Regions from separate parts of the Homo sapiens genome. Here region 2 is linked to region 1. Evidence: chromatin loops called from intact Hi-C (ENCODE). Cell type or tissue: IMR-90. All regions are shown on one strand. Each heading gives the region's core, and the rest is flanking DNA. Links, peaks and the distances in the headings are about the cores only.

Region 1 (15,452 bases), core at 3,154-11,153:
TAATTTGAAATTTATTTTTATTTCTGAGGGAGATTTGGACATGGAAAGGGATGGCAAGAAGTGAAATGGTTGAAAAAATAAAGAGTATGACATGATCTGGCAATTATTAACCTGGGGAAGTGAAGAGTGAAAGAAGAAGCAATCGAGCCACATGTTATCTCTGTAAATGGTGAAGTGACTCACCCTAGGGCTCACCAGGAACAGGAAGATGTCGTTTCTTTCTTGCCTCCAAGTGGCAAGCAGGGACTGTGTGTCCTTCATTCATAGCTGCTTGAGAATCAATTACAATAGGTGGGATGCTGTGATAGCCAATAGGGTTCAGAAATCAAGACACAGTCCATGATTCCGAGGAGGCGGCAGCCTAGCCGGAGACGGTGACTAATCGGGAATTATATATAATGTTCACGAAAAGATTTGTGGATATAGAGGAAGGATCCCCAAGTAAAGCTGGGTGGGAGGGAGTCATTGAAGTTTTCCTGAAAGTGCAGAGTTTGAGGGAGAGTCCAAGCTGGAAAAGCACAGGGACATGGAGGTGGCCCACGCATCCCTAAAGTGCAGCGATGAGTAACTGGTGGATAAGTCACAGCCCATAAATCTCAGAATTCATCCATTCACTCCACAAATATTTACTCAGTACCTGCTGAGGGCCTGGCACTGTTCTAGGCCATGAGGATACTTCCGTGAGCAAGACAAACACAAATTCCTGCTGACAAGGCTTCATTCTAGCAAAGGGATATAAACCCCATACAGATAATATATATGTAAATTATAAGACAATGTGATGTAATCACACTGGAAAGGTAGAGAAATGGCAACCGGAGGTGTGAGATGGTGTAAGAATCCTGTGATGCCATCTTCTACAATGGGGATTTAGGTCTTTAATGTCTTCTTTTTTTTTTTTTTTTTTTTTTTGAGACGGAGTCTCGCTCTGTCGCCCAGGCTGGAGTGCGGTGGCGTGATCTCGGCTCACTGCAAGCTCCACCTCCTGGGTTCACGCCATTCTCCTGCCTCAGCCTCCCGAGTAGCTGGGACTACAGGTGCCCATCACCTCGCCCGGCTAATTTTTTTTTGTATATTTAGTAGAGACGGGGCTTCACCGTGTTAGCCAGGATGGTCTCCAACTCCTGACCTCGTGATCCGCCCACCTCGGCCTCCCAAAGTGCTGGGATTACAGGCGTGAGCCACCGTGCCCGGTCTTTAACGTCTTAAGTTGATAAAACAAGAAATAGCAGTGTAAGCATATTCCTTAGAGATATGCAGGTTAATACCAGAAACAATAGCTAAAAGATTTCAGAGAGAAACATTCAGGAGTGGGGACACCAGGGGCTGCTATTTTTTACTATGAACCTTGTATAGTATATGATGTATTCATTCATTCACTCACGCATTCATTCATGAATTCACAAGTCTGTGTGAATATCAGTGTGTGCAAGGTTTTGTTGCAGATGCTGGGGATACAGTAGTTAAAAAAACACAAACGTTTCTGCCCTGGCGGAACTTAGATTCAGGGGTGGGAGCTAGAGGTGAAGGGAGTAGGTCAGAGGAGAAAAAGGAAGGGTGGGGAGGGCTGGGAAAGTTGCCCTTGTGTGTAGAGAGATGAGAATGGGCCTCCCTGTGAGAGTGGTATTTGAATGACAGCAGGAAGAAAAGAGCCATATGGCAGCTCAGGTGCAAAGGTCTATAGCAGTTTAGGTGTGAGTGTGGGTGGAGCAGTGGGGATGTGGGGGTGCTCAGGGATGGAAGGGAGGGTGGTGGAAAGGACCTCAGCAATTCGGAGGTGAATGGTGAGGGATGTGGATGCCATCATCCAGCAAGGAACCTGCCTTTTACTCTGTGATATGAGAAGCCACCGAACTTTGGCGATGGAGTAATTCCTTATATCTTTAAAAAGAGGCACAAAGACCACACCTCATAAATACTGACATCATATTAACAGAATAGATAATACACCACTTTTTCAAATGTATCTTTTTTTCTTTTAATCGCTGAGAGGGAAAAGTAGTATCAGTGGCAGCACACACACACACACACACACACACACACGGAAGAAATGGAAATAAAAGCTAAAGAACAAACTAGTAATGATTCGGAGTGAGACCCCTAACACCTCCCGAATGGGGGCAAGAAGCTCAGGACTCTGGTAGCCCAGGCAGAGTCTGAGTAACTGGCGTTGCCTCTCTTCATGCATCTACCTGATCCACCTGTCCTTCTACCCACCCCTCTGATCCCTAGGAATTCTGAGAGCCTGGTATCACCCAGGTACAAGATGAAGAAGTCTATTGTCCCCTAGAGGGTAAATGGCAAGAGGTGCAGTTTAGGAGGATTCTCAGTCTGGGAGGAGAAGCTAGCTGAGAGCTTGCCACAGATGTAAGCAGGAACGCCCGGCTGAAGTGGGAACGAGGCAGAGGCTGGAAGACACAGCAGAGTGCTGTGCAACAGATGCCGCCTGGCAGACATGGTGCTCTCATCACAAGAGACTGTTATTTGGTACTGAAGTAGCCTTCACATTCCATAGAAAAATGTCTTTCTATTTTTTATATTATACTTTAAGTTCTGGGGTACAGGTGCAGAACATCCAGGTTTGTTACATAGGTATTGATGCGCCATGGTGGTTTGCTGCACGCATCAGCCTGTCATCTACATTAGATATTTGTCCTAATGCTCTCCTCCCACAGCCCTCCACGCCCCGACAGTCCCCAGTATGTGATGCGCCTCCCACCCCCCGTGTCCATGTGTTCTCACTGTTCAACCCCAACTTATGAGAGAGAACACACGGTGTCTGGTTTTCTGTCCTTGTGTTAGTTTGCTGAGAATGATGCTTTCCAGCATCATCTATGTCCCTGCAAAGGACATGAACTCATCCTTTTTTATGACGGCATAGTATTCCATTGTGTATCTGTGCCACATTTTCTTTATCTGGTCTATCATTGATGGGCAATTGGGTTGGTTCCAAGTCTTTGTTATTGTGAACAGTGCTGCAATAAACATATGTCTGCATATGTCTTTATAGCAGAATGATTTATAATCCTTTGAGTATATACCTAGTAATGGGATTGCTGAGTCAAATGGTATTTCTGGTTGTAGATCTTTGAGGAATCGCCACACTGTCTTCCACAATGGTTGAACTAATTTACACTCCCACCAACAGTATAAAAGCGTTCCTAAGAAAAATGCCTTTCAATCCTTTACCTTATTCCATGATCACCAATTTTCTGATACCTAATTCAGTGTGCAGGCACATTGATTCCAAGACAGGTTCATGGTATAATGGCAAAACAACAGCAAGACAACTTCCATTGTAAATGAACGGGGGCTTCTTGTTCCTTGGGTTTAGCTGGCTCCATTCCCTTAGCTCCTGACCAACCTTGGTAAAATAAAATTTCTAAACCTTGAAGCTTGAGGACTGGACCTTTACCAACAAATGTGTGTTGAAGAGTGAGCATGGGAGGTGCAGTGAGTGTAGGGGCTCACCTGGAAATACTCCGCTCCTCCTAAGCATTGCTCCAGCGTGGCACCCACAGCCACAGAAGGAAGCACAGCACAGGAGATCCATCAGGGTGTCCCATGAAATGCTGCATCCGAAGCATGGGCCAAAATATCTAGACCTCAATGAAGAGCTATAAAGGGGTGTTAGGGGATACAGCATCTAACATAGAAAGCACGCTGTCCATGGTTATTAAGTGAATGCATGGATGAACAGGAGGAGTCCAAATTATCTGTTTTAAAGAGGAAGACATTTCTTTGTGTTTTTAATCCTTCTTGTTTTTATGGTGTCTACTACCAATTAAAATGTATTGTGCCATGTTTCTTAATTAAAATAAGAAATTTGATTGCATGTTTCTGTTGGTAAATGATCATACAAGAATCATTCATGTCAGCTTTGTTCTGGGAATGAACACAGGATATGGGGTCAAGATACGTGGGGTAACTCTGTTACCAAGACCTTTAAGGAAATAGTATTATTGAATAGAAAATGGAACATTTGGGCTCTGAAGTCTTATTTCATGACATTTAAAGTGTTTATTTAGCTCTGGCTTCCTCTGCTGGAAGATTGACTTTCTTATTTGCTCCTGTAACGGATGGATATGCTGTGTGGCTGTAGAGCTCCTTCCCTCCCTCCCTCCTTTCCTTCCTTCCTTCCTTCCTTCCTTCCTTCCTTCCTTCCTTCCTTCCTTCCTCCCTCCCTCCCTCCCTCCCTGCTTGCCTTTCTCTTTCTTTCTTTCTCTCTCTCTCTTTCTTTATTCTTCCTTCCCCCCTCCCTCTCTGTCTCCCTTCCCTTTTCTTTTCTTTTTTCTTTCCTTTCCTTTCCTGTTTTCCTTCCTTCCCTCTTTCATTCCTTTCTTTCCATCCCTAGTTTTCTTTTCTTTTCTTTTCTTTTTTTTTTTTTTTTTGAGGCAGAGTCTCACTCTTGTCCCCCAGGCTGGAGTGCAGTGGTGCAATCTTGGCTCACTGCAAGCTCCACCTCCCGGGTTCACGCCATTCTCCTGCCTCAGCCTCCCGAGTAGCTGCGACTACAGGCGCCCACCACCAGACCTGGCTAATTTTTTGTATTTTTAGTAGAGATGGGGTTTCACCGTGTTAGCCAGGATGGTCTCGATCTCCTGACATCGTGACCTGCCCGCCTCAGCCTCCCAAAGTGCTGGGATTACAGGTGTGAGCCACTGTGCCCAGCCTCTATCCCCAGTTTTATATTGAATTATAATTAGATTCAAAAGAAACCTTTCAGCCAGTGGTCCTCATCCTTAAACTGCATATTGGAATCTCCTGGGAGACGTAATGTTGTAGGCTAAGGATATAATTCAGGCTATTACTGAATTATAAAGCGTGCTGTGTTCATATCCTGGAGGATGGAATTGGGTCACAGTGTTTTCAAGTCTGAAAAATCAGATGCCATAGTTCTTTGTGTTTTTAAGTTAGAGTCCATTGCCTTAAGTCCTCATGGGCATTTTAAGAAATAGATCAAAGTATTTGATGAGCTCAGGGTATGGGCACCCATACTTTCTCCTCGCTTTATCCTTCAAATTAGTCTACTTAGAATTTGCTTTTAAATTTCTGCCTAATTTTAAAAAGACAATTGTGGGACTGAGTTGCTGTCCTACCCTTTTTCTTTAATTGTTATTTGACTTCAGACTCTTCCTATAACTCATGTGTGTGTGGGTGACACTCCTCTGAAAAATGGGCCAACAGAAGGGCTTATTATTTGGGCCACTGTGGTCATGAAACCCAGGTTCACATTGATTTTATTGCAAAATTTAGATACATGCACCAGTCCACATGTTAATTTGCTTAGTATTCTTACCTTTTAAAATGTTTTTGCTTCTCAGACCCTTGTGATTTCAAGTCAGAAGTCCCTGACCTCTTAATGCTTGTTTTTTTTTTGTTTTTTTTGACACAGTCTGCATCTATCCCAGCCTCAGTCCTCAACTTCCACTGCTCTGTGTAGCATAATCCCCATGCAGTCCCACAGTTACAGTCAACAGGGCCTTTCCTCCATCTATTAGCAAACATTCCTGTTCTTAGAGCCTCAGAGAGTGAGGCAATGACAGGATCACGATTTTAACATTTCCCCTTTCCTGAAGCTTCTTTATTGGGACACTGGTGTTAAAAAGGAAAAAAAAAAACAGCTTAATTAAAAATTTTTATGTATCATGTGGAGCAGGGTTGCCTAAATGAGAAAAAGATACTTGAAATCCCAGCCTCTATTTTCATCAGTCAGAGGAATTCAGAGGAGGCTCAGGAAAATTGTGAGGACAGAGGGCTGTGTCCTGAGTCCCTAGCCTACAATCCCTGTGTCCATCAGTCAAGGAGGGCAGCCTCATCACAGCTGCAGGCTCTCCTGCATATCTTTGTCAATTGTCGACCGACTAATTCTATTCAGGTTGCCTTTTGTAGGGGTCAGCAGAGTAGGATCCTGGCAATTTCATATGATTAAAACTATTTTGAACAAGACCCTTGGCTAGGATCTGTTTCAAACGATGAAGAAAGTTCTTTTTTCATTGTTACAGGAATTGTGTTTAATGAGATGTAGAAGGCTGTAGTGTAAAACTTTTTTTTAAATGGGGTTAGGAGGTTTAAGGGAGATAATTGAAAACCTGGTTATCTCTTGTTTTAGTAGTGGTTCTTTGCTGCTGTACATGTAACACAAACTACTTGAATTTCAAGATGCTACCATCCCTTGGGCATGAATTATGAATGTTTGATATTCCTTGATTCCATCACAGGACTTGTATGGTTGATCTTTGTCCAACCCGAGCCTTGGATCAGGAAAAAGGATGAGTTCGGGTTTATGTTGCCCTATAGCCAGCAGGGGGTGTTCGTGGCCTTCCTATTCCAAAAGGCCGCAGCACCCTCTCCCAGGCTCCGGGTGAAACTGGTTTGTGAGTCACCATTACCATCCTTCTTTCTCTGTTCAAATTGGCATTTTACCAAGAACAGCATTACTTCTGAGTGAGCAACAGCTGACCAATTATCTTGAAAAATATTTGGGAAGCTATACAATTTTAAAAGTGAAAAGCAAAATATATCTTCTATTTTTAACTTGTTCCCTAAACATGAATTACCTGGGGGAAAAGCAGATGCTTTTCAATCTTTTAAATGATTGCACCTATTCTAAACCATCCAGGTGTTTTTGAAATGACCCACAGTCATCTTTAATAGCATGCGAAGGGGCCAAGGCCCTCTCAACTTTAGATTTAATAGCCTGCCCCCTTCAATTGTCAGAGATATTGACAGAGATAGGCCTGACTGTTCTGCTGTAATTTCAACTCATTTTCTCCTGCTCTAATATCTATAGTACGGGATGGACTTTTTTTTTTTCTTTTCTGTAGAGGCCAGGTCATAAATATTTAGGCTGTGTGGGCTGGAGAGACTGTTGCAACTACTCAACTCTGCTGTCCTTGTGCAAGAGCAGCTGTAGACAATATGCAAACAAACGTTCATGACTGTGTCCTAATAAACTTTATTTGTAATTTGGCCACGCCCTATCTTATTGATAGCCCTCCAAAACGTCAGTATCTTCCATATATCTGTTATTTTATGTTGTTTATAAACTCAAACTCTTCTCCGATTAAGAGGAAAATAATCGAATCTGAAAGTCCCTCAGGTTCAACTCCTTTCCCAATGCCTGGTCCCCCTTATAACACTCTTGACAAGCATCTTTGCCCACTGCTCGGAACTCTCATGCTTTGTGTCTTCCCTGCAACACAAGCAGTGGCCCCGAAGAGCAGACAGCGTGATACAAATGCACAGAAGTTTTTAAGGAGATAGCACAACAATTTAGAAACTAAGGCTGCTGGAATGATGAGCTTTTAATCTTTTCATTCATCGCAGGGTTTAATCCATATTTGAAAAGAAAGATGCCACAGTATAAAGCTGACAGGCACTGACTGGCCTGAAATATCTCAGGAAAATCTGGTTTCAGATTTTTCTAGGAGTTGATCCAAGAACATTTTTCTTTCTGCCTTTTGATCTGTTGAAAGATCCACAAGATACTTGGATGCCTTGAAGACATAAATGCCAGTACAGAAATAAACTCTGACGAGTTGTCTTGTAAAGGGAGCCAGCTCTTAGAGAAGGGATCATTGTAAGGGTAGGAACTGAAACTTTTTTGTCTACTACCTGACATTCTCAAACCCTTCTTTCCTTTGTACTTTTTCTGTGAACAGATGGTTTCGTCCAGCTTGGAGTGGGTTTAGGGGAGACTGAGAAAACAAGACGGCTGCCTGCAGTTTTAGTCTCTCTTTACCCATCTTAAACTTTTTCTTCCCCTCTCCATTTTTGAGAGCAAGAGGTTACATGCTCCCTTTCCTCCTGTAGAAGAAACATTTAGCTGGGGCTGACACAATGGCGAGGACATGAGAAATGACCACAGGAGAAGCCCTGGAGGCAGAAGACTAGGTCTTTGCCCCTTTTACAGTGAGATAGTTTTATATAAATATCAGAGGTTACTGGAGGCACCCAAACAAAATTGAGGACAGGAAGCAAATATCTGAGAGGCTCCCAAACCTCGATGTACTGTGGGACCCAAACGAGCACGTGAATCCCTTCTAGATATCCTTTGGATCCTTTAAGAGTAGCACAGGCGGGGCGCGACGTTTCACGGCTGTAATCCCAACACTTTGGGAGGCCGAGGCGGGCGGATCACGGGGTCAAGAGATCGAGACCATCCTGGCCTACGTGGTGAAACCCCGTCTCTACTAAAGATACAAAAATTAGCTAGGCATGGTGTCATGTGCCTGTAGTCCCAGCTACTCGGGAGGCTGAGGCAGGAGAATTGCTTGAACCTGGGAGGCAGAGGTTGCAGCGAGCCGAGATCGTGACACTGCACTCCAGCCTGGCGACAGAGCGAAACTCTGTCTCAAACAAACAAATAAATAAATAAATAAAGAGTAGCAGATACCACTTATAAAGTTTTATTATAAAGAATTATTGGAGTTGGCTATGAATTCTCCTCCTTACTCACGTCTGGTGGGGCAAAACGGGGAGGATCAGATACTATGAAGACAAAGATACTGGAAATAGATCAAAGCCTTGAATTCCCAGCCCCAGACTCTACCCACCATGATCCCTACCTGCAGGGGTCTGGGTTCCTCTTGCCCAGCCTGCTCAATCTCTGACCCCCTAGCATGGGTCTCTGGCTTGCTCAGAGGTGCAGGCTCCCAGCTCCCCTTCTCCAGTCGCCTGAAGACTCAGTGGTTCCTCTCTGAAGGATGTAGTTTTAACCTTTGTTTGCTGTAAAAACATATAGCAGGCAAGTGCTTGTCACAAGGGGACTTATTTCTTCCTTCTGCTTCATGTGATGGGGAGGGTCCGGCTGTGGATATCTGCTGTGCTAAGACAGCCACAGTGTGGTCTAAGACAGAGCCTGGTCTTGGCCACTCTGATATCTGGCTGACTGAGAGACAGTGTGGATGGGTGGAAGAGGGCAGTCTTGCATGCTGTCATCTCCTCCCTAGGGCCCTATTGACCTTTGGTGGATCCACACTTGAGGTGTGGACAGAGGAGAGAGACAGAGAATGCCTTGTCTCCTGTAGAAAGGCCTCTTCTGGAAACTTCCAAGCACCTAACATTGTAGGAGGAGAATAGGAGACTGAGAGAGAAATATAAAAAGCCATGTTCCCACAGTAAGCTCTCCTACCACTGGCTCAGCCTCCTGTCCATTTGGGAATGATTAGAGATGCTACCTCCTTCCTCAGGGCTGCCAACTACAAGTGCGCAGCCTCCCCCAACTCTTAGCACTGTAGCCAGGTGTAGTTATAAATAAACGTTGGGGTGACTTATCCTTGTGTGATGTGTGTAAGTTAGCCCTTTCTTTGATTAACTATAAATACGTAAATTAGATATTCCCTGGTTTCCCCAAACACTGGTAGTAGTGAATTTTCTTGGAATGCCCTTCTTTGGTCTGCTGGCTGATTATTATTTTCAGACGACACTAATGACGGCCCAGGTGTGATGTCTACAAAGCCCCACATTAAGGCGCTTGCGTAGCAAACCTGCCATTCAGGTAATGACGGCCGCCCTCTGGAAAAACAAGCTGAGACCATACCGGGGAAGGCCTTGGATACTTGAGAAGGGTGTGAGGCCAGTCACAGGAGTTGACTCGGTGGAACGGGGCATAAGAGTTACGGGTGGCTTTATGAAGCTTTTGTTGAGTGTGGGAGGGTGGAAAGAGCTTTACTGAAGAGACATGTTTTCTGTTTCCCAGTTCAAATCAATTTCCTTATCATGATACAAGCAAGGGTAATAATTATTAGGATTATTTACCATGATTATGGGTGACAGGAATTGCAGTTGGGCAAAGGGACTCTTTTGTATATTGTAATTTCCTTCCCTAAAGTTCTAGCTTCCTTATTTTGTCTTCCTAATAGTGACTCACACCGCAGTAGGCAGGAAGCAGGTATTTAATGACCACTTCTTCACTGGTTCTTTATTCCAACTCCATTCATTCCAATACAAATTTCTTGAAAACAAAGAATAATGACATCCATAACACAAATGAAAGCAGCCTGTCTAAGCTGATTTAATTTAGTATGGAATAGGACGCAATTTCACAGTTAGAGTTATTGTTGTTTATTTTTTTTTATTATTTTTTTTTTTTCAGATGGAGTCTCTCTCTGTCGCCCAGGCTGGAGTGCAGTGGCGCAATCTCGGCTCACTGCAAGCTCCGCCTCCCGGGTTCACGCCACTCTCCTGCCTCAGCCTCCCGAATAGCTGGGACTACAGGCACCCGCCACCATGCCTGGCTAATTTTTTGTATTTTTAGTAGAGACGGGGTTTCACCGGGTTAGCCTGGATGGTCTCCATCTCCTGACCTCGTGATCCACCCGCCTCGGCCTCCCAAAGTGCTGGGATTACAGGCATGAGCCACTGCGTCTGGCTGTTGTTTTTATTCTTAAAACTTCAGCCATCATTTGGTTCACTGAAGAAAGAAATGGCCCTTGAAGAGAATTTAGAAAGATTTTTATAAGTGAATACTCACTTATACATAAATATAGACGTATATTTTTTAGTGCTAGTTAGCTAACACAATAGACAATCCTGGACAAGTGTTTTCCATCCTCTCCTGTGAATCTGATTTGTGAACCTCTCATAGCTTTTACTACGCATGGAGTCCAGGAAAAATTTGGGACAAAGTGATCGATCTTAATTTCTAGACTTCATTCTGTCTTCTGTTCTTGGTGAGAACCTAAGAAACATCTTCCTTCCAGGCCTGACTTAGTGCTCTTGCAGGTTTAGCTTGCTTGGAGCAAGACTGTGCTAGTGGGATTCTAACGATGCCACCTTTCCTGCTGTGTTGTTTATCCTGTTCAGTTGATAGAGGACCTATTGAGACTGGTTTATAGACACGACACTCACTGTGGGGAATGCATCGAATTGCTAATTGATCAAAATCACCCATAATCTTGCGACTCGTGGATCAGCAGCCTTAGCATCCTCTGGGAGCTTGTTAGATGTCCAAAATCTTGGGCCTCAACCCAGAACAATTAGATCAGAATCTGCATTTTAACAAGATCCCCATATGATAAGTATGCACATTAAGATTTCGGAAGCACTGACATATAAGGCTTGGGACTGGGTGGTGACCTGAAACTACTGCTTCCTAGGGTGCTGGGGATGATACATGAACATTTTCACAATATTTTTTTTGTGATGAATCTCTGGATAAAATATTCTCAGCTGATGACTGTTGATGGTATTGGGTGTATCTGTGGCCTGTCCATTATTACTACCCTGTCTTTGTCTTTCTTGTCCTATCATATTCTGTGAGTGTGTGGGGAAAGAAAATTTTGATAGAAAACAGGAGTGAGTGTGGAGTCTAACTGGACAGGTTGGGGTCTGAGGTCCTCCAGGTTTGGAACTTGCTAAACTCTCTCAGGGAAGCAATCATCGTCCCTGATGCTGATTCGTTTTAGGCTAAAACAAGTTAAGAACACACCTCTGTATGAAAGCAGTGGATGCTTTGAGGTTTGATTAATGAGAAGGTAGCTTTTGGTTATAAAAACCTGTCCTCTGGTCCTGAGTGTCTATTTCTGACTCATGGATCTTGTCAGAACAAGATCCAGGTAAATGATGTCAAACTACCAATTGCCTCTGAAAAATATGAGTTCTGATTTTCAAATAGAAAATCCAGATTTCTCATACCTGGGCTCTTACCTTAGATAAAAGCCATCAGCAAGGGCTCATCAAAATGTGTTGCCCATATTCAGATTTTACATAACTCTCTAGCAAGCACTTTTGACTTGTGTGGCACAAAGAGTAAATATACTGGGTACAAATTCTGTTTCCACCATTTTATAGCTGTATGACCACAGGCAAGTTAATGCAGTCCATTTGAGCCTCAGTTTCCCCAATCATAAAATAAAGATAATGATATGCCACAAGGTTTTGATAAATGTTAAATGAGATTGTGAATGTAAAGCTCAGTCAAGGATAGTTGTTATTTAAAAAACTTCTGGTACATGTGTGTGTATGTCAATGCATACATGCTATGCTGCGTATGCATACCATGGAATTAGCAAAAATTGACTTGTAGTTTCTATTAGATGACTCATAATTTTATTAGATGAATTCCCATTTAAATTTCAATGGGAAGTTTGGGTGAGTAGGACAACCCATGTACTGAAATAGTTACACACACACACAAAGTTCAAGGTAAAACTTCTGAGTATGATTAGATCATCAGATCGTTAGGTATGTGAGAAGCACTGTCTTTTCCTTTTTGCATGATCTCACCTCCAGTATATTTTAGAAACTCTCTAACTCTCTTCAGAGAGATGGTGACACGTAGATGTTGTAATAGAATAGATGAGATGGGAATGAGTCACACATGGGAATGAAAGTAGGCCTATAGTCATTCGGAAAACCAATGTTGTTACCATAGGGAAATAACCAACAAAATACTTCAGGTGATATGTAAACACCAAAAATCTGAAAAGTATTTATTGATTAAAAGCTGTAGAAAAGTATAGCATTTAGAGTATAGCATTGTGAATAATCATGGCTAGAATAAATGAATTATACTCTTAATGACTTTTAAATATTATGACTAGAAGCTACGTAATAATTATGATCACCTTAATTTGTAAATGACTTATAGTTTCTTGGTGAGGGAGAACATTGCTTAACTATGTTGAAAAGAGATCTCCTTTCAGTGAAACTGTTGGTTTGTGTGGTATTGGAGGCATAAATATTTGTAGAGAAATTGTTAATGTCCCTGGAATGAGGAACTAAAAGAGAGTCAAAAGGAATTGAAACTCAACGAGAAGAAAAAGAATTTCCTTGGGCATCCCAGCATGCTTAAGTGAGGAGCAGGGGATGCCCTGACTTCAGGTTGGAGCTACACTGCTTGGTCCCACTTGGGAAGGAGCAGAGAGGAGAGCTGTGAACATCATGTGCAATGGCTTTACTCTTTACCATCTCTGAAGAGGGTAGACCTTTGCTTTTCTCTTGAAAGTTTTGATGTCATCTATTGTTATTAGACCAGGACTTTCATTAGAGGTCCATGTCAGTGTTAAAATGACTAGTATGCTGGTCAAAAGTTTGGTGGGATGCAAATGAACTAGTTCGCCTTAAATCAGCTATTGTCACTGAGCAAATAACAGAGTCTTCTGTTTAAAATACTCTGTTTCACTTGCCTATTGCGGCATGAAAAATGACCCCAAAACTCACTGGCTTAAAACAACCACCATTGTATTTGTTCACAATTATTTTGTGGGACAGAATTTTGGATTCAGAATAGCAGGGATGGCCTGTCTCTGCTCTGTGATGCCTGGGGGCAGTGGCATTGTCTTGAATGGCTGGAAACTGGCTGGAATGGCTTGACTCAGTCATATGCCTGGAGCCTCAGTTACAGCTGTTGCCTGGAGCTTCAGTTATGGCTGTTGCCTGGATTCCTCAGCTTTCCTTGGTGTGGGCTCTCCAAGAGGCTAGCTTAGACTTCCTCACAGTATGGTGTCTCAGGGTAATTGAACTTCTCACATGGTAGCTGGCTGCCTATAGGGCATTCCAAGAGAATAACTCCCAATGTGAAAGCATTTAGTAAGCCTCTGCTTGTGTCAAGCTTGTTGATGTTCCATTGGCCAAATCAAGTCTCATGACCAAGCCCAGCGTCAATGTGGGAGGCAGTAGAGAAAGGCCTGACTGCTGGAGGCATGGATGCATTGGGGCCACCAATATGTACAGCATACCCAGAAAATAAAACCATTATTTAAATGAGAAATTTAAATGCACATTTATAAATTTTTAAATTTACCATTATAAATAATGATATTATTTACTATCTGTTTTCTGTTGTGCAAGACCAAATAGGTATATGTGAAACTATGGTACAAATTGCTTCATGTCCATGAAGGGTATGCTTAGAAATATGTTATTTTATCCCAAAGAAATGGCACGCTATATTATTTCACACAAAGTAAACTATTCAAAATCTCTAAGCTAGGCCGAGTGTGGTGGCTCATGCCTGTAATCCCAGCACTTTGGGAAGCCAAGGTGGGTGGGTCACTTGAGCCCAGGAGTTCAAGACCAGCCTAGGCAACATGGCGAAACCCTGTCTCTACAAAAAATACAAAAATTAGCCAGGCATGATGGTGTGTGTCTGTAGTCATAGCTACTTGGGAGGGTGAGGTGGGAAGATGGCTTGAGCCTGCAAGGTTGAGGCTGCAGTGAGCTGAGATCATGCCCCTGCCCTCCAGCCTGGGTGACAGAATGAGGGAGGCCCTGTTTAAAAAAAAAAAAAAAAAAAAGGAAAAGGAGAAGAAGAAGTCTCTTCTTAGCACTAAATATCTAAATGTAGTCTGTGTTAAGTAACCCACTTACAGCTATCTGTAAAGAAAAATCTAATCTTTCGTACATACCTCTGGCTTACTTTTTTCTTATAATTATGGACATTTTTTCATATTGGTTCCAGCTTAGAGAGTGCATAAGTTATTTTGGCTTTTCAGTAGTTCATACATTTATAATTGTTATTTTTAATTTGCTATGAATTAAAAAATATGGTATGTTTTCTTCAATTCTGATGTTTTTATATGTTGAAGATGCTGGAATGGATAGGAATGAGACCTGAGTCCCAGGAGGGCTTGGATAACTTTTCTAGTCTTTTGATTCCTTATCTCTCACATAAGAAGTTTCAATCAGTTGATTTCTATGTTTACTTTTAATGCTGATATTTTTGATTTCAAATTACATGTAATGCCCTAATTAACTATTTAGAGAAATATAAAATGTGCATTTGGGAAATACTAAAATAATCTGATATTTCTTTAAGGAAAAAAATTGCTTCTTTATTCCTTAAATTAATTTTTTAGTCACTTGGCTTAGAGATGTTTTCTTGATGGGTCTCTTATTTGCATACATTACTATTTTACTTTGCTTTGACAAAAATCTAAGAGGTAAAAGAAATGAGGAGTCTAAAATAACACACAAATTTCCATAAGAGAAACTTACTACAGGAACCTAACACTTTGGAAAAATATTTGATTAAGTACCTGGAAGAATTTTGCTAGACTTAGGTGGAAGTATGCTTGCAGAATTTTGTAAAATACTTTTCTGATTTCCTTGTCTTTTTTTTCCAGACAGATCTTGCTGTGTTGCTCAGCTGAAGTATGGTGTTGTGATCAAAACTCACTGCAGCCTGGAACTCCTGGGCTCAAGACATCCTCCTGCCTTGGCTCCCGAGTAGCTGGGACCACAGGTGCAAGCCTCTGCACTGGTGAATTTTTAAACTTTTTATATAGACGAAGTCTCATTATGTTGCCTAGGCTAGTCTCAAACTCCTGGCCTCAAGTGAACCTCCTGCCTCAGCCTCCCAAAGTGCTGGGACCGCAGGTGCGTGCCACTGTGCCTGGCCACTAAAATACTTTTGTAAGTGAAGTATTTGTCTCAATTCTAAGTTTTAATTCAGCTGTATTTCCTGGAAGCAGTTCTCTACAATTCTGTAAAATGAAACTCTAATC
Region 2 (15,452 bases), core at 3,661-11,660, 150 kb after region 1:
GCACACCGGGCGGCGGCAGGGCTCGCAGATGGGGCGCGTGCAGCGGGGCACGCAGGTCACGGGGCGGCACACGGTGGTCTGGCAGGTCACGGGGCGGCAGCAGCAGGGGTCGCGGCAGCAGCAGGGCTGGCAGCAGCCTCCCCCGTAGCTCAGGGAGGAGAAGGTGGAGCCGCAGCAGGAGCCGGTCATGGTGGTGTCTGAGGCTGGTGTGGGTTGGGCTGTGGAGAGGAGCTGGATGTTCTCAGGTGTGAATGTCCTCCTCCCCCTCTGGGCCCTTTATATACGCTGGCTGGGAGCTGATGACCCCCAGGACACAAGGTCATTTCCTTGTTTTCACTTATTCTTCCTGAAATAACACCAGCAGATTAGTAAGTTTTGTAGACATTGTTTAGATGCTCAGGTACACATAAAAGTCTATTTTCCTTATTTAGTGTAGACCCATTATATTTTGCTATTTATGGTTCAAATATGAATTTAATGACCCTAACTTCAAAGTCTCCAATTATCGTTATAATTCAATGACGCTTTTGCTAGTTGCTGTTTTGATAGCTCAAAGCAGCTGTTGTGCTCTGCATGCTCTGAGGGTTATTACTTGCTAGCAGTTGAAGTAAAGCGAGCATCTCAAGTTGTTAGTATTCTTTGCCACTGCTAAGCTTCCTGGGCAAAACAAGTTGAGGATAATACTACAGGGATAGTTTAAAAGTCAGGATTTCTCAGTAAAAGAAGAATTTTCCTGTCCCCTTTTTGGAGGTACAAGAATGCATTTTAGTAGGTTTCCATCATCCAGTGGTTTTTGTCTTAGAGATATGTTCATTGATTTCTATGGTTGTATCTTTCCAGACCAAGGTAAATTTCACTGTAATCTTCATGATAGCCAGTATCATTAAGTTGTAACTATGTTCCAAGCATCATATTAAAAAATACATGCATTAATCTAATCTTCATAACATTCTTAGGATGTGGATATTGTTTATTTCTCATTTCACACATAAGGAACCAGATAAGTGACTTACCCAAGGTCATGTACCTAGTAAGTGTTGGAGCCAATACTCATTCCAGAAATATCTGTGGGAACATTATTTATCAGCCCAAAAAGCTGAAGAACTCACTGTAGCTAAAGAATGGATTGTAGGTACCACATTCCCAGGTATTAAGGAATGTCTATTTTATTTAGGAGCTTTTACAGTGTATTTACTTTGAAAACAGTTGTTATTTATGATATGTCTAATTTTTAGAGTCGGTTGAAAGGACTCTATGTCTTACCAACAGCCTCAGGAGTGGGAAGAATTACCTTCTATTCAGCCTTCTGAAAATGTCGAAACATACCCTAAGGAGATAGTGTCATAGTTGGGCATAACTGAATGATTATGGGGTATTGTGAACAAAGCCACCAATATGGTGAGGAAGTCAAACAAGTCTATGTAGAGGAAGGTTGCAGTCTTGCGGTATAACAAAACCCTTCAGTAGTGATCCCACTTGAACGTGTTCTCGGGCCTCATCTGGCCCATACCTCAGTGTCTTCAACATCTCCCTGTGTGCTATGCTGGGGCTCATTTCTGCTTATGGAACCAATTGTCATTTTTAATTGTTTCAAACTGTCATGACTTGTAGGCAAATTATGTCACTCAATCACTTTTGAGTCTTTGCCTCTTAATTTACTTGGTTCTGACCTTTTCCTTTACAACTAAGACTGTTCTATTAGGTTGGTGCAAAAAGTAATTGTGGTTTTTGGCACTTTCAATGGCAGAAGCTACAATTATTTTTGCACCAGCCTAATAGATCTGAAGTTGAAGGTTCAAGTGTAAGCATTCTTATTGATCACACCACTTGCATGGTTTCTTATAGGCTTACCCAGATCTGCACCAGCCACTTCAGCCAACCAGAGAATGGGGTGACTGTGGGAATAAATGAGATCCAATAATAATGATAGGTTTGAGGGGAAACAAGGCATTGTCCATTTGAGAAAACACTTTTAAATAAGGAGGTCTCTAGAAGGCTAACAAGAAAAACTCTGAGAGGAGAAAAACAGATGTACTTAACGAATTTTGAAAACAGTGATCAAGAATATATAGAAAGAAATTAGACTTGTGAGCCTATCCATTGGTTAATTACCAAACCGTTAAAAAAGATAAAACTCCATTGTGCACGTACTGCAAATGTAAAGTTTTTGAATATAACAGTCTTCTTGTTGAGAAACTTTTACCATATTTCCAGAAAAAAGATCTTTCTTCATGATTGGTTTATTGTTTTATTTTAAGAATATGCATATCCAGCATGAGTTGAGAGTTGGGATGGAATGATAATGTCTTTCTCTGTTTTAACCAATCCCCTTAGAACTTACTCATTTATCATTCAACACATCATTTCTGATTATACTCAATGTGCCAAATATCGTGCAGATCAGTGGGAATCTAGTAGTGAACAAAGTTAGTCGAGATCCTGGCCCTCAATGTAAATTAGCTCAGCCATTGTGGAAAGCAGTTTGGCAATTTCTGAAAGTATTTAAAACAGAATTACCATTCAACCCAGCAATCCCATTAGTGGGTATGGACCCAGAGGGATTGAAATCATTCTACCATAAAGACATATACATGCATATGTTTATTGCAGCACTGTTCAAAGTAGCAAAGATATGGAATCAACCTAAATACCCATCAAGGGTGGACTGGATAAAGAAAATGTGGTACACATACACCATGGAATACTATACAGCCATAAAAAAGGAAATTATGTCCTTTGTAGCAATGTGGATGAAGCTGGAGGCCATTATCCTAAGCAAACTAACACAGATACAGAAAACCAAATACGGCATGTTCTCACTTATAAGTGGTAGCTAAACATTGAGTACATATGGACACAAATAAGGGAACAACAGATACTGAAGCTTACTTGAGGGCAGATGGTGGGAAGAGGGTGAGGATAAAAAAACCATCTATCTGTTACTATGCTTTTGTTTAATTAAATTAATTAATTAATTAAGTTTTGAGACAGAGTCTCACTCTGTCACCCAGGCAGGAGTGCAGTGGCGCAACCTTGTCTCACCAAAGCCTCTGCCTCCCAGGTTCAAGCGATTCTCCTGATTCAGCCTCCTGAGTAGCTTGGATTACAGGCGCATGCCACCATGCCCAGCTACTTTTTGTATTTTTAGTAGAGACAGGGTTTCACCATGTTGGCCAGGATGGTCTTGAATTCCTGGCCTCAAGTGACCTACCCATCTCAGCCTCCCAAAGTGCTGGGATTTCAGGCTTGAGCCACTGCACCTGGCCATCTGTTACTATGCTTATTACCTGGGTGATGAAATAATCTGTATACCAAAACCCTGTGACACACAATTTACCTATATAACAAACGTGCACATGTACCCCTGAACTTGAAATAAATTTAAATTAAAAAGACTAAAGACCCCTGCCCTCACAAAGCTTCCCTTGCCTCACTTCTCTCAATGGGCAGGTAGATATGCCCAGGAATACATGCTGAACAATCAAAGAAATCTCTTTTCTATCACATGCTAGGAACTAAAAAGATATTTATCAGGAAAATGATAGTGGTTAGCCTTCCTTACCAACATACAAGTATTTAACAAAATCAAAAATATATGCAGTATGGATTAATGTTATCAGCATTTCAACCGCATTGCAGTTGTTTAAATGGTTAAGATGTATGCGGAGCTCAAAACTAGGATGATTACAACCAAGGCTTCATTTCTCCCTGTCTTCTCAGCAGCAGCCACTCCACTGGAAGTAGAACTGGCCATGGTGGTGCTGACGGGAACCATGGAGAAGATGGGATAGTGGTTCCTCCAGCATAGGATGTTCAGTGGCTAGGGATTCCCAGGTCTTGTTTGACATCAATTACCGTACAGTTTCCTACATTGGTGAACAAATAGGGCTATAACTTAGCTTAGACTTCCTCCCCCTTATCATGTGTGTGAATTATTCATAAGTCAAGTTTATGTTTACAGAGACCTACTGTAGTCTCACCATTTCGTCAGCATCACCATAAAACCTGCGACTCGAAATATGAAGGTGAATCATGAGATGATCAGATTTATTTGAAATGCTATTAAAATTATAGACCTTCCACCTGAGTTGTTCCTATTCTAAAGCTCAAAAATGGCCCTTAGAAAATCTCTCCTTTCGTTCTTCTGGTTCTGCATGCTGTAATGTAAGCTAAATATGAGCTTTTGAAGAGCAATAAACAATAAATAAAAAGAAATGTTTGCTTCCCCAGAAATATAATTTTATTTTTTTTTACAGTGCAAAAATACAGCATACAAATAGTATTATCCTGGAAGAAAAAAATCTCATCTGAGAACCTTGAAACAGTAGAAAAAAGGGTGATGAGTCAGTGGGACAGAGTTCTATTCAAGAGGAGCTTTGATTTTTATTTACTCGTTTTTTTTTTCAAGCCAGGAATTCGAATGATGAAAGCTGGAATTTTTCTCAAGATTGTCAGAGAGGGCCAGGATTAGCTGCATAATTATGTGGGGAAATAGATAGGATGTTATTGTTGAATTCGTGCTTGAGGATCAGCTAGGCTGCAAAGGTGGAGTCTCTCATCTGATCCAGAAGGGGTAGAAGAGTCTGCACAAGCTTCTGTGCACCTGGGAATGTTTCGTGCGTTGAGAGGAGAGGTGGGGTCTCAGCAGGAGGAGGTCCTGCAGGTGGTGCTGCAAGGGGTCGGCTGGCCGCAGGGAGGCCGGCAGCAGGGGGACTGCACAGACACAGGCTGGCAGCAGGTGGTGGCCCAGCAGCAGGGCCTGCACACCACAGCCGTGCACGACGAGGGGCAGCAGGTGATGGGGCGGCAGCAGCCTTCCTGCAGGGAGCAGGGGTCGCAGCACACCGGGCGGCGGCAGGGCTCGCAGATGGGGCGCGTGCAGCGGGGCACGCAGGTCACGGGGCGGCACACGGTGGTCTGGCAGGTCACGGGGCGGCAGCAGCAGGGGTCGCGGCAGCAGCAGGGCTGGCAGCAGCCTCCCCCGTAGCTCAGGGAGGACAAGGTGGAGCCGCAGCAGGAGCCGGTCATGGTGGTGTCTGAGGCTGGTGTGGGTTGGGCTGTTGAGAGGAGCTGGATGTTCTCAGGTGTGAATGTCCTCGTTCCACTCTGGGCCCTTTATATATCCTAGCTGGATGCTGATGACCCCCAGGACATGAGGTCATTTCCTGGAGTTGTAGCTGCCCGTTGAAATGAGAACTCTGGATTTAACTGCTGAGGCAGCGATCCCTAAATCACTAAAGAATGCTTTGTTTTCTACCTGTCTACTTTTTCCCTAGAACGGAATACCTGGTCATGTATATCATCAGAACAATTGCTCATCTATCAGCTAGTCCTTCCAGGCCATGCCATGTGAGAAGGTGCAAGTTTGAAGAATCCAGCCACCATCACACTTTCCTCTTGTTCGCTGCCATCCGTGACTTAAGCATGGGACTGGAATGTTCATGAGTCACAGGCTGGGTTTCTGATTGGCATTGAGATCAAGCAAGAATTTCTTAAAAACCAAAATGGCTCATAAGAGCAGATGTGTATTGATTCTGCTATGGAAAGAATGGCCCAGTGTTTAATGACACAGTGCCTAACCTTGTTTATAAGAAAATCATCACCAAAGCTGCTAGACTGATTTTATTTTAGTAATCTGAGTTGGTTTATAACTCATTAACACTTATGAGACACTTATTATGTAGATGGTACTGTACTATTTGGGGGTGGAGGGGGAAAGGAAAGAAAAATAGCTTTCAAATAGTTTCCTATCACATAGTAATCATAACTTTTAGTAAGGCAAGACAAAGATAAATCAAGCAATTAAAGGGAAAGAACTTTTCTGGGAACAATAAGGTCAAACTAAATGGGGATTTCATTCATTCTGTGCCTTTCTGAATGCCCTTCCCTGATTATTGACCTAGAAATAAAATTGAAATTGGGCTATTTCTTGCTTTCTTGCTTTGACATATGCACTTTGTATTACATACTTAAAAATCTATGGACAATATCTACAAAGGAATCAATTATCTTTCTGTCACAGCTTCTTTAGTTTGTTGGCTGAGGGTTTTGTTTGTTTATGAGGTGGGAAGGTGGCATTATGAAAAAGACAAGGGGAATTAGTTTAGCTGGTGACCAATAAAATAGCTTTGTCTTTTCCAGCCATAGCAAAGATGAATAGGAATACAGAAAATAAATTTAGAGTTGGAAGGTAGATTAAAGATAACATTGTCCAAGGAATGCTGATGGTCTTCAGTGCAAATTTACCTCTGAGGTGTGTTTTGTTTTGTTTTCTCTTTTTAAAAATACACCCTTTGGTCTATCATATCCCTGATCTTTGAAGTCCTTTGAGTCTATGATCCATCATAGTCCATCACAGTTTTTGGAAGACCAGATTTACAAAATGAATTCCTCCAAAGTCGTACGGATCAAAGAGTGGCAAATATTTAGCAATACCACAGGTCTTCTGTGGAGTAGAAACACTGGTGATGTCTCCCAGTCTTTTTCCAACTCGGAGTCACTCAAAATAGATAACATGTAGCAGTAGTTATTAAAAAGTTTTATTCCCTTTAGTGAAATAAAATAAGTACTCACTTGATACATGGTTTAGCATTCTGTTCTTTGTTTTGGAATGTATACAGAGATGCCAAACTAAAAAGAGAAATATGTCTGTAAATCCACTGCTTTTGTTAACAAAAGAACACAGTACTAAGAAATACTGTTTTCTAAAATTATAGGCTGTTAGAAACCTTGCTCTTCCAAGCCACATCAGTAAGAAGGAAACATTTCACTCTTGCCTAGACAGGATCTAAGTCATCTGGACAGAGAAGCAACCTCAGTACCCAACCCAGGTACAGAATTTCAGACAAGTGACTTGCAGACACAACATTCCCCATTTGTCTCAACTATACAGTTTCCAGTGAAAGAGGACCATAAGTCTGTTTCACAGCTCAGGTCTGGTGTTAATTATTTTTTATACACAGCCCTGTTTTTCTTGAGCCTATGAAAACACTATGTCACGTAATTTTACCCCACCATTCCTCAACATTTTATAATAACATTTCTCCTCCTTTGTTTGGGAGGATGCCCCATGGTCCTCAGCCATGTGGTCTCCCTTGCTGTAGCACATTAATAGTCCTAAGCTATTGGACAAGAGATGTATCCCTGGTCTTTACCACATGGACTTTTTTAGTCATGTTATTCAAGTTCCACACATTCTTCAAGTGCATAATCACCAGGATGGAAACAAGTAAATCTGAAGCACAGTGAAAATAACTTGTGAGATTTTTGTAGTTGGATAGATAAAGAATGTAGTGTTGGTGACCTCTTGTGATGGTGGGCCATGCCCTCTTCTTAATAGTTTTATGAATTATATTTTGTTAGGAACTAGTCTGGAAGCCACTAGATGTTAGGAAAATTATTAAAATTCTAAAATTAGAAAATACATTCCTTAAGGACTTCGTTCTCAGAAATAATCTTAAAAATATCCTCCAATCATAAGAGTCAGGGATGGGATGGGGAATATTGACGGGCACAGGGCAGGAGGAAAATGGAGAAGATAAAGAAGGATTCCAGTCCTTTCTCCACCTCTTTGCAGTTGTCTAACTTAGAGTAAATGACTTACCCTTAGCCAGGTTTCCTCATCTGTAAAATGGGCAGAGTCTTCGGTGCCTGGTGTTCTTCAGAGGCTGGCTTATCATAAAATCCATACAAACATGGAAGACAGAGAAAGGGATATAATTAATTAGATATAATTAGAAAAGAAAAGAGTTTAGTTGTGAGAGACAGAAAAACTAAATGATCAGGGGACTGGTGGAATTTGTTGCTAGAATTTTTTTAAAAATTTCATCTGAGTTTTTTAGATATTCATTTGCCTAAAGTCAGGGAAGGCAAAGTAATCTTTTGAGGTCTATTACAGCTTTGAGTTGTTTAATTCCCTTGGAAGGTTCAATGTGAAAGAAAGAGTCGAACCATCAGATACTTACATGTTGCTCAATCCTTCTTTTACCTGATGCTGCACTCCTATTCATAAATCCTATAATCTAGGACTCATTCCTGTGGACTTGTAGAATGAATTTTTAAAGATTATTTTCATTCTGAGACAGCCTTAATCTGATGCCAAGTTGTTGTGGGTTTTTTTTTTTGCCTTCTTCATTATATTTATTAGAAAATCTATTCCTACTGGTAGATGTAGACTATCCTGAAAAAAAATTACAATTTAAGTTTGGTTAGTAAAGCCCTCCCCTGAATTTGTTCCCATTCCCAGTGAGTTGATATGTAGTAGATAGCACATCTTTTGAGCCTGTTCGATACAGTGATGTCCAAATGCTCCACAAGGAATATAAATGAATGTTACTGGGCATTTAACTATGTGCCAGGCATCTTGCATACATAAAAAGTTATAATTGTTATTTAACTTCCCTAGCAATCTACATTGGTAAATGTTGCTTTTCCCATTTTGCGGATGAGAAAACTCGAGAGTCAGAGAGGTTAAGTTACACTAATGCCAAAATTTTTTCTTTAAATAATTATCTACCTTTTAAAATTCTTGTGGTAAAGACAATTTCCTTTTATTTTGACAACTAAACAAACAGAAATTAAGTACCGGCTACGTATTAAACTTTGAGCTCAGTATTGGAAGCCAAAAACAAACTGTGGTCCCCTCCTTGGAGGCAAAAAAACATATAATCTCAATACAATGCCTTATGGGGAGGGAGGTAAGCTATTGGAACTTGCTGAGAGCTCCTAACCTGTATGTGTGTGTGTGTGTGTGTGTGTGTGTGTATGCATTTGCACATGTGTTTGTGTGATACAGGGGTTGGGACAGGACTACTGGAGAAGACTGAATTGAATCTTGGAAATGAATCAGAGTTAAGTAGGTGATGAAGGTGAAGAGAAAGAGTGTGTAAAAGAACAGATAAGTGAAAGAACATGAGGAAAAGCGAAACATTTGGAACTGCAAATGTTTAATAACTATAAGGTCAGTGTTGCTTGAAGTGAATCTTAGTGGGGAGCAGTGAGACATGGATCTATAGAGATGGGCAAAGGACAGGCAGCAGACCACCTGATGTGCACACACTTCCTAGCCACATGGGTAATCTGAGGACTGGCCTAGCTCTCCTGTAACATCTTCAAATACCAAATACTTGTACCAGGAATCCTAGTGCCTGTCTCTGTTCCTCTTCTGTCTTTCTCATCATCTCCATCATCTTCCTCTTCACTCTTCCTCCTATTCATTGCCTTGCCTCCCCTCTTCACTTTTTATTCATCCCTTATCTCTTACTTTTTGTCTCTCTTTTTTTGTTGTCATTTTATTCCACCTATGACAAACTCAAGATACTGTTTTTTTGCACATTCATTTACATTCACTTCTCTGCCAAACCGATTCTTCTGATTACAGTTTAGCAGGTGCTGTTTCATACTTATTATTATATTACATTTTTTTCTTCACTTTGGGTGTCTTCATTGTGGCTTGTCCTTGTGACTATTCTTGGAAGGCTTCCAGGCCATGCTTGTTAAGCCCTCAAGGAGCTCAAATCCTGGTCTTCCTCTGAAATAATGGTCCTGAAATTCTAATGAATTACATGGAAGTGATAGAAAATAAACAGCCTTGGGCCCCACTCCCAGAGATTTTGATTCATTAGGTTTGGTTTGGGGCCTAAGAATGTGCATTTTAATAGGCAATTGCAAGAGATTCTATTGTGTATGACGCATGGGCCACACTTTGAAAAATGCTACTCTAGGAACTGTGGTAAGAAGATGAGATGCGCTGTGCTGGTCAGTTTACTACCAGTGGTCATTCTGGGCTTGGCATATGCTATTCCCACTTCTACCCCTCTTCATGAACATTGTCTTTCCTTTTGTCTATTCCATTAGACCATAAGCTTCTTGGATACAAGGCATGTAGCTTGTTCATCACTAATCAGGCAGCACCTGTCAACTGGAGGTCCCTTGATAAACAATTCCTGAATGACTGAATAGATGAGATTTCTATGGATAAGGTTTTGCTTAGGTTGAGCTTTGTTTCCCTTGTGCAGGTTCCAAAATCTTGCTTATCTGTGTACGCTAATAAACATGCACTAACGAACAAATCAGGGAGCAGGGCAGTCTGCTATGCCAGGAAAAATTAGTTTATTGACAACAGTGAGCAACACATTGCAAAAGATGATGGTGACAGTTTGAGCAGTAAAAACCATCAGGTTGTAGAATGTGTTTGCAAAGTCCACCCCAGGAATTCTTAAAGGTCGATTTACTATCCATAATGACTAAGGCTGATGTAGACACCTGAAAATGTGGGTGAGGGTGGTAATGGACGTCTGCTTACACCAGGCTGTATCCAGATGGTAAAAATCACTATTGTCACCTTGTGAAAAAAAATCTATTTTTCTTTTAACTTTTTAAAAACACCAGATAGATGTTTAGGCTTCAGTGTATTGCTCTGTGGGGGCATTGGGGTCTCAGCAGGAGGAGGTCCTGCAGGTGGTGCTGCAAGGGGTCGGCTGGCCGCAGGGGGGCCGGCAGCAGGGGGACTGCACAGACACAGGCTGGCAGCAGGTGGTGGCCCAGCAGCAGGGCCTGCACACCACAGCCGTGCACGACGAGGGGCAGCAGGTGATGGGGCGGCAGCAGCCTTCCTGCAGGGAGCAGGGGTCGCAGCACACCGGGCGGCGGCAGGGCTCGCAGATGGGGCGCGTGCAGCGGGGCACGCAGGTCACGGGGCGGCACACGGTGGTCTGGCAGGTCACGGGGCGGCAGCAGCAGGGGTCGCGGCAGCAGCAGGGCTGGCAGCAGCCTCCCCCGTAGCTCAGGGAGGACAAGGTGGAGCCGCAGCAGGAGCCGGTCATGGTGGTGTCTGAGGCTGGTGTGGGTTGGGCTATTGAGAGGAGCTGGATGTTCTCAGGTGTGAATGTCCTCCTCCCCCTCTGGGCCCTTTATATACCCTGGCTGGGAGCTGATGACCCTTCAACATATGATCATTTTCTTGTGCATCTTCTGGCCAATTAAGTGAAGATTTAGCATTGACTAATGGTATTTTGGTCACTCTTCACCTCATACATATTCATGTACATACACCACAAATATTCGCTCATTTTCTTGTATTGTTTATCCTCACTAAATTTAGACATTGGATTCACTTCTGATTAATTTTCCTTTGAAATATTCCTAACCCATAAGAGAGAAAAGAATGTGTTTTCTAAATTAGTGTCTAATCGCTCTGCCCTTTGGCGCTAAAATTAGCATGTTCTTCCTTGTCTTCAAAGGCTCCCATCACCGGCACCCAAGCAGTGACTTGCCTTATTAATGCACATGGGCATGATGGTAGCAGGTTAATTGCATCATCCTAGTGCAGACCAGTAGTCATCTGCTTCACAGATAGCTCCTTCCATGACTCACTTAAAGATAGGCTTGTGGTTTTTCATATGAGCAGGGACCACACGAAATGCAGATCCCTGGCCACTGGTGTGGTCACTCTCCCCTGACTAGGACCTGGGCTTTCCTGCCTTGGTTTTGATGTGTCATCATTCACCTGGAATGCCCTCCTCATCCTTCCAATCCAAACTCAACTTCTACCTTGATTGTAAAACCCTCTTCAAGGATCCATTGCAATTATTATATTTGTAATTTGTTTGGAATTAGTCGTTGCATCTGTAGAGTCCGGGAAGGGATTGCGGAGAATATGTAGGCCTATGCCCTCACTCTACAGCTGAGGTCCTGAGAGTGTACCAAGGTCACACAATGAGGTCACCATATGAGGTCTGAGATCCAGGTCTCCTCAGTCTGCAGTAAGTAGCCTCTACTATGAGTTTTATGCTCATTGGATTCAGTAAACCATGGTCTTTAGACAGGAAAGAAAACATATATTAAAGTAGAAGCCCAGACTTCATGCCACTATGCAATATATCCATGTAACAATGCTGCATTTGAACCTCTTACATTTATACATATTAAACACAGATTTAAAAAAATAAGTAATGAACTTTCCTTTCAGCAGCAAGGTTAGAAGTGGTACTGGAAGAGAATTAGGGAAATGTTTTGCCCAGATGACACATTGTCATCCTGGACCCCCATTGACTCCACTAAGTATGACAATGTGTCTGAGAGCTAGAGAAGGGACCTGGAGAAAGCTAACATGATGCAGGGTTTATTAGTGGAACTTACATACAAGGGTGGTCCAGTGGTGGTATCTGGACAGGAGAACTGCTATTATTTGTAAAAAGCATGCAGTTCACACAGTATTTTCATTAGAACCCTCCACCTAACAACCTCCATTTAATCCAAAACAAAGGGCCTCAATCCCCAGTATGACCTGTGTTCTAATGGATGAGGTGGGGATTCAAATGTCCTTCATAGATAAGGAGTGGATCTCCAAGTTGGCCACTCCCAGATCCTTAGCTCAGAACTCCAAGCATACATTCTTCTTTGATTGTAGGATCATTCTCAGGGTATGCTTAAGTTAAGTTATTGCTGCCAGATGTGTCTGCCATACCCTCCACCTCAGCATACCCTTGAATAGCCCTTACATTCTAATCACACCATTCTTCTGAGATTTCCCTGGGGCTAGGATATGCAGAGGAGCATTGCAACCAGATGTTTCAGCAGCAACATAAACTACTACAACAAAAAAGAATAATGAATGTAACAACAATTGTACTGTATAGAAAGTTTTTCCAAGCACTCAGGAGTTGATTAAACCATGTGGTTACAGGGTCATAAGATAGAGATTCTATAGCAGAAATCTGGGTATCTAGGGCCCACATGGCCTGTGTTACATTGTGAGAGTAATCAGGGATATATACACAAAATTCAGTTTTAATTAATGCACAGGTTCTGCCCTGATAAGCGGTTAAGATGTCCTGGGCCATGCAATTTTGCAAAGTAACACACCTAATTTGGGCAGTTTCTTCAGTGAGAAGAGTAATATCATGGCAGATATCATTAAAGACTGCAGCCCTATGTTAAGCCAGGGCCTCAACTTGCAGCTGTATGTCTATTGTCACCACTTGGGTGGTGAGTGGTGGGGGGAGTGGCGGGGGGGACATGGCAAAAGTGGCCAACGGGTAAAACCACTGGGATGCATGCTTCCAGCAGTGCCTGGCTTTTACAATTTCCCAGTTAGTAAGAATGGTGTCTAAACTGGGCACGATGTATCCCAGCAAATGAGGATGTCCCCAGGTGCATCTACCAGTCCAGTTATAGGGTAAGTAAGGCCAACTGTGGATGCCGCATGCCCACAGCCATCCTAAGGGGTGTGGTAGGCCCCCAGGTGGAGAGTCACTCTGTCGTCGCAGTCAAGTATCACTGGTTACCTGAAGAGATTGGTTTCATTGCTGTCATATTCCATGTCTATTACCTGAAGAAATAGATTACATTACACTGTGGGGGTAGCCATCCCATACTACTGGTTTTAGCTTGTGGCATGCTATTATCATGCCTTTTAATACATGTGGGTGCACAGCCCACAAGCTGTATCTATACTGCTGTTGTCCACCCTGGCCCATCATCTACAGAATACCCCACAGTGGGGGTGACATTAACCTGCTCCTATACTAGGTGGAAAATATGTTGTCTCATCTCTGATGGTGGGAAACTTATCACATGAAGTGTGGTTATTGCTAAAGGGAAATGGGTGAGGGTCATTATACCAAGTATAGAAATGGCTCCAGATACTGAGGTTAGCTGCTTGGATGCACCATGGCAGGCTGATGCTGGAGGAGAAGGGCAGCTCCCTGCAGATGCAACAGTCTGTTTTGTTTTGGGGAAAGGTCGCCATTTGCACCCAGTTGGTGAAGAGGTACACCACCTATGGGTGACAGGTGAGATACCTAGTGGGTAGAAGAATGGGCAAGTTGGCCGGGCACAGTGGCTCACGTCTGTAATCCCAACACTTTTGGAGGCCAAGGCGTGTGGAACACCTGAGGTCTGGAGTTAGAGACCAGCTGACCAACATGGTGAAACCCTGTCTCTACTAAAAATACAAAAAAATCAGGCAGGCGTGGTGGTGCATGCCTGTAATCCCAGCTACTTGGGAGGCTGAGGCAGGAGAATCTCTTGAACCCAGGAGGCAGAGATTGCAGTGAGCTGAGATCATGCCACTGCACTCTAGCCTGGGCAACAAGAGCAAAACTCCATCTCCAAAAAAAAAAAAAAAAAGAAGAAAGGGCAAGTCAGGCCATCTAACAAGACAGGAAGTTGTGTCGTTCTGAGAGATCACCACCCCCAGCAGCAACCTGTGCCTGGTTTGCAATACCACATGGATTGCCCACTTCTGCAACACGTTGCAGCCACAGTAAGACAGTGTGGATATTGTAATGTCCCATAATGACAGGATGATCACTCCCTTGCACAAGTGGGGACTAGGATTGATTATTTTAGAAGTACAAGGAGGAATAGGATGTAAAATAGGTGTGATCTGTATATCATTTTCTACGCCCTTGCCCCATGGAGTGAAAAAACTGTACCAACTGGGGCTGGTTTGTGATTTCCGGGCACATGTAATGATGTGCTCTCCAGTGGGTAGGTCCTATGGCAAGGGCATAGCCCCAGGTTGAGTCCCAGGTTGAGGCAAAGGAGGGGGGTACCATCCCTTACACTGTCAACCTGGATCGTGATGGTGGTATCAGGTCCTTGAGCCAGAAGAGTGTGTGCACTGGGGAGATGAGAGCACACCTGTTAATTCAGGGATATCTTGGGCCTGCACGGCCTGAGTTACATTGTGAGAGTAATCAGGGATATATATACACAACATTCAGTTTTAATTAATGCAGAAGATCCACACTAAGCGTCCAGGGCATGTGATTTTGCAAAGTGATACATCTAATTTGGATAGTTTCATTCAGGGCGCAGATGGGTGCTGGTAAGCAGTGTGTCCACAGAGCCAGAGAGGGCGTCTCCTGCCAGAGTTGTTTCTTCAATGGTTGTTTCATCCATTCAATCAGCCCCGCTGCTATAGGGTTGTATGGCAGGTAGAAATGCCAATGGATATCCAGGGCCTCCACCGATTCCTGCACTTTGTATATGGTAAAGTGAGAGCCCTGGGCACTGTTGATATCAGTGGGGACGCCACAGGCCACATATAACTCCAGTCTTTTTATGGTGGTTTTCTGGGTAACATACTTGCTGGGATACACCTACAGTAGCCCCATGCAGGTGTCTGCACAAGTCAAGGCGTAGCGGAAGCCATCAGATAGGGGCAAAGGCCCTTGGGATTCTGGGACCTTGGCCTTCATCCTAGTATAAAGGGGCTGGCACCTGCCATTCCTCTGTGGGAGGGCAGCGGGCTGAGCCTGAGGCTCCTTTGTGAAGCACTCTTCCAGCTTGAGCTTCTGCCATAGCCTGACCAGAACAGCATTGAACTGTAGGCTCTTAGATAACAGTCTAGATTCAAATCCAAGCATGTCTAAATCGAAAGCTGTGTTTTCACAAATAGGCTTATGAAAATGAGATTCTCCTTTGAATTAATTTGAATAGGCTCA

The links. Hi-C counts contacts between places; a loop is a spot of excess contacts. Peaks named below come from ENCODE experiments on the same cell type or tissue, not always from the same donor. Only the 100,000 strongest peaks of a DNase experiment are listed, where the experiment ranks them.
Region 2: it touches region 1 in a loop (8-fold over the local background); 8 of 110 quality-filtered maps call a loop at or near these places.

The regions. Positions count from the first base shown.
Region 1 is chr17:40,903,158-40,918,609 of GRCh38, forward strand. LOC105371777 (a long non-coding RNA gene) reads left to right here. Exons shown (of 3, transcript XR_934754.3): 2 at 15,072-15,208. Among named protein-coding and RNA genes, the nearest start is that of KRT20, 26 kb to the left of the region's middle. In IMR-90, for the core only: a CTCF peak has its summit at 6,318 (motif pointing right); DNase peaks (open chromatin) are centred at 6,384 and 6,884; H3K27ac peaks cover 1,601 bases.
Region 2 is chr17:41,055,023-41,070,474 of GRCh38, forward strand. It overlaps KRTAP2-3 (keratin associated protein 2-3), which reads right to left and starts at 5,092. Exons shown (of 1, transcript NM_001165252.2): 1 at 4,218-5,092. The coding sequence starts at 5,028. The coding sequence ends at 4,642. KRTAP2-4 (keratin associated protein 2-4) reads right to left here and starts at 10,857. Exons shown (of 1, transcript NM_033184.4): 1 at 10,094-10,857. The coding sequence starts at 10,823. The coding sequence ends at 10,437. KRTAP2-2 (keratin associated protein 2-2) reads right to left here and starts at 208. Exons shown (of 1, transcript NM_033032.3): 1 at 1-208. The coding sequence starts at 189. RefSeq lists enhancers at 4,262-4,836, 4,837-5,411, 10,053-10,590, 10,591-11,127. In IMR-90, for the core only: a CTCF peak has its summit at 7,319 (motif pointing left); DNase peaks (open chromatin) are centred at 4,409, 5,459, 7,169 and 11,369; H3K27ac peaks cover 3,124 bases.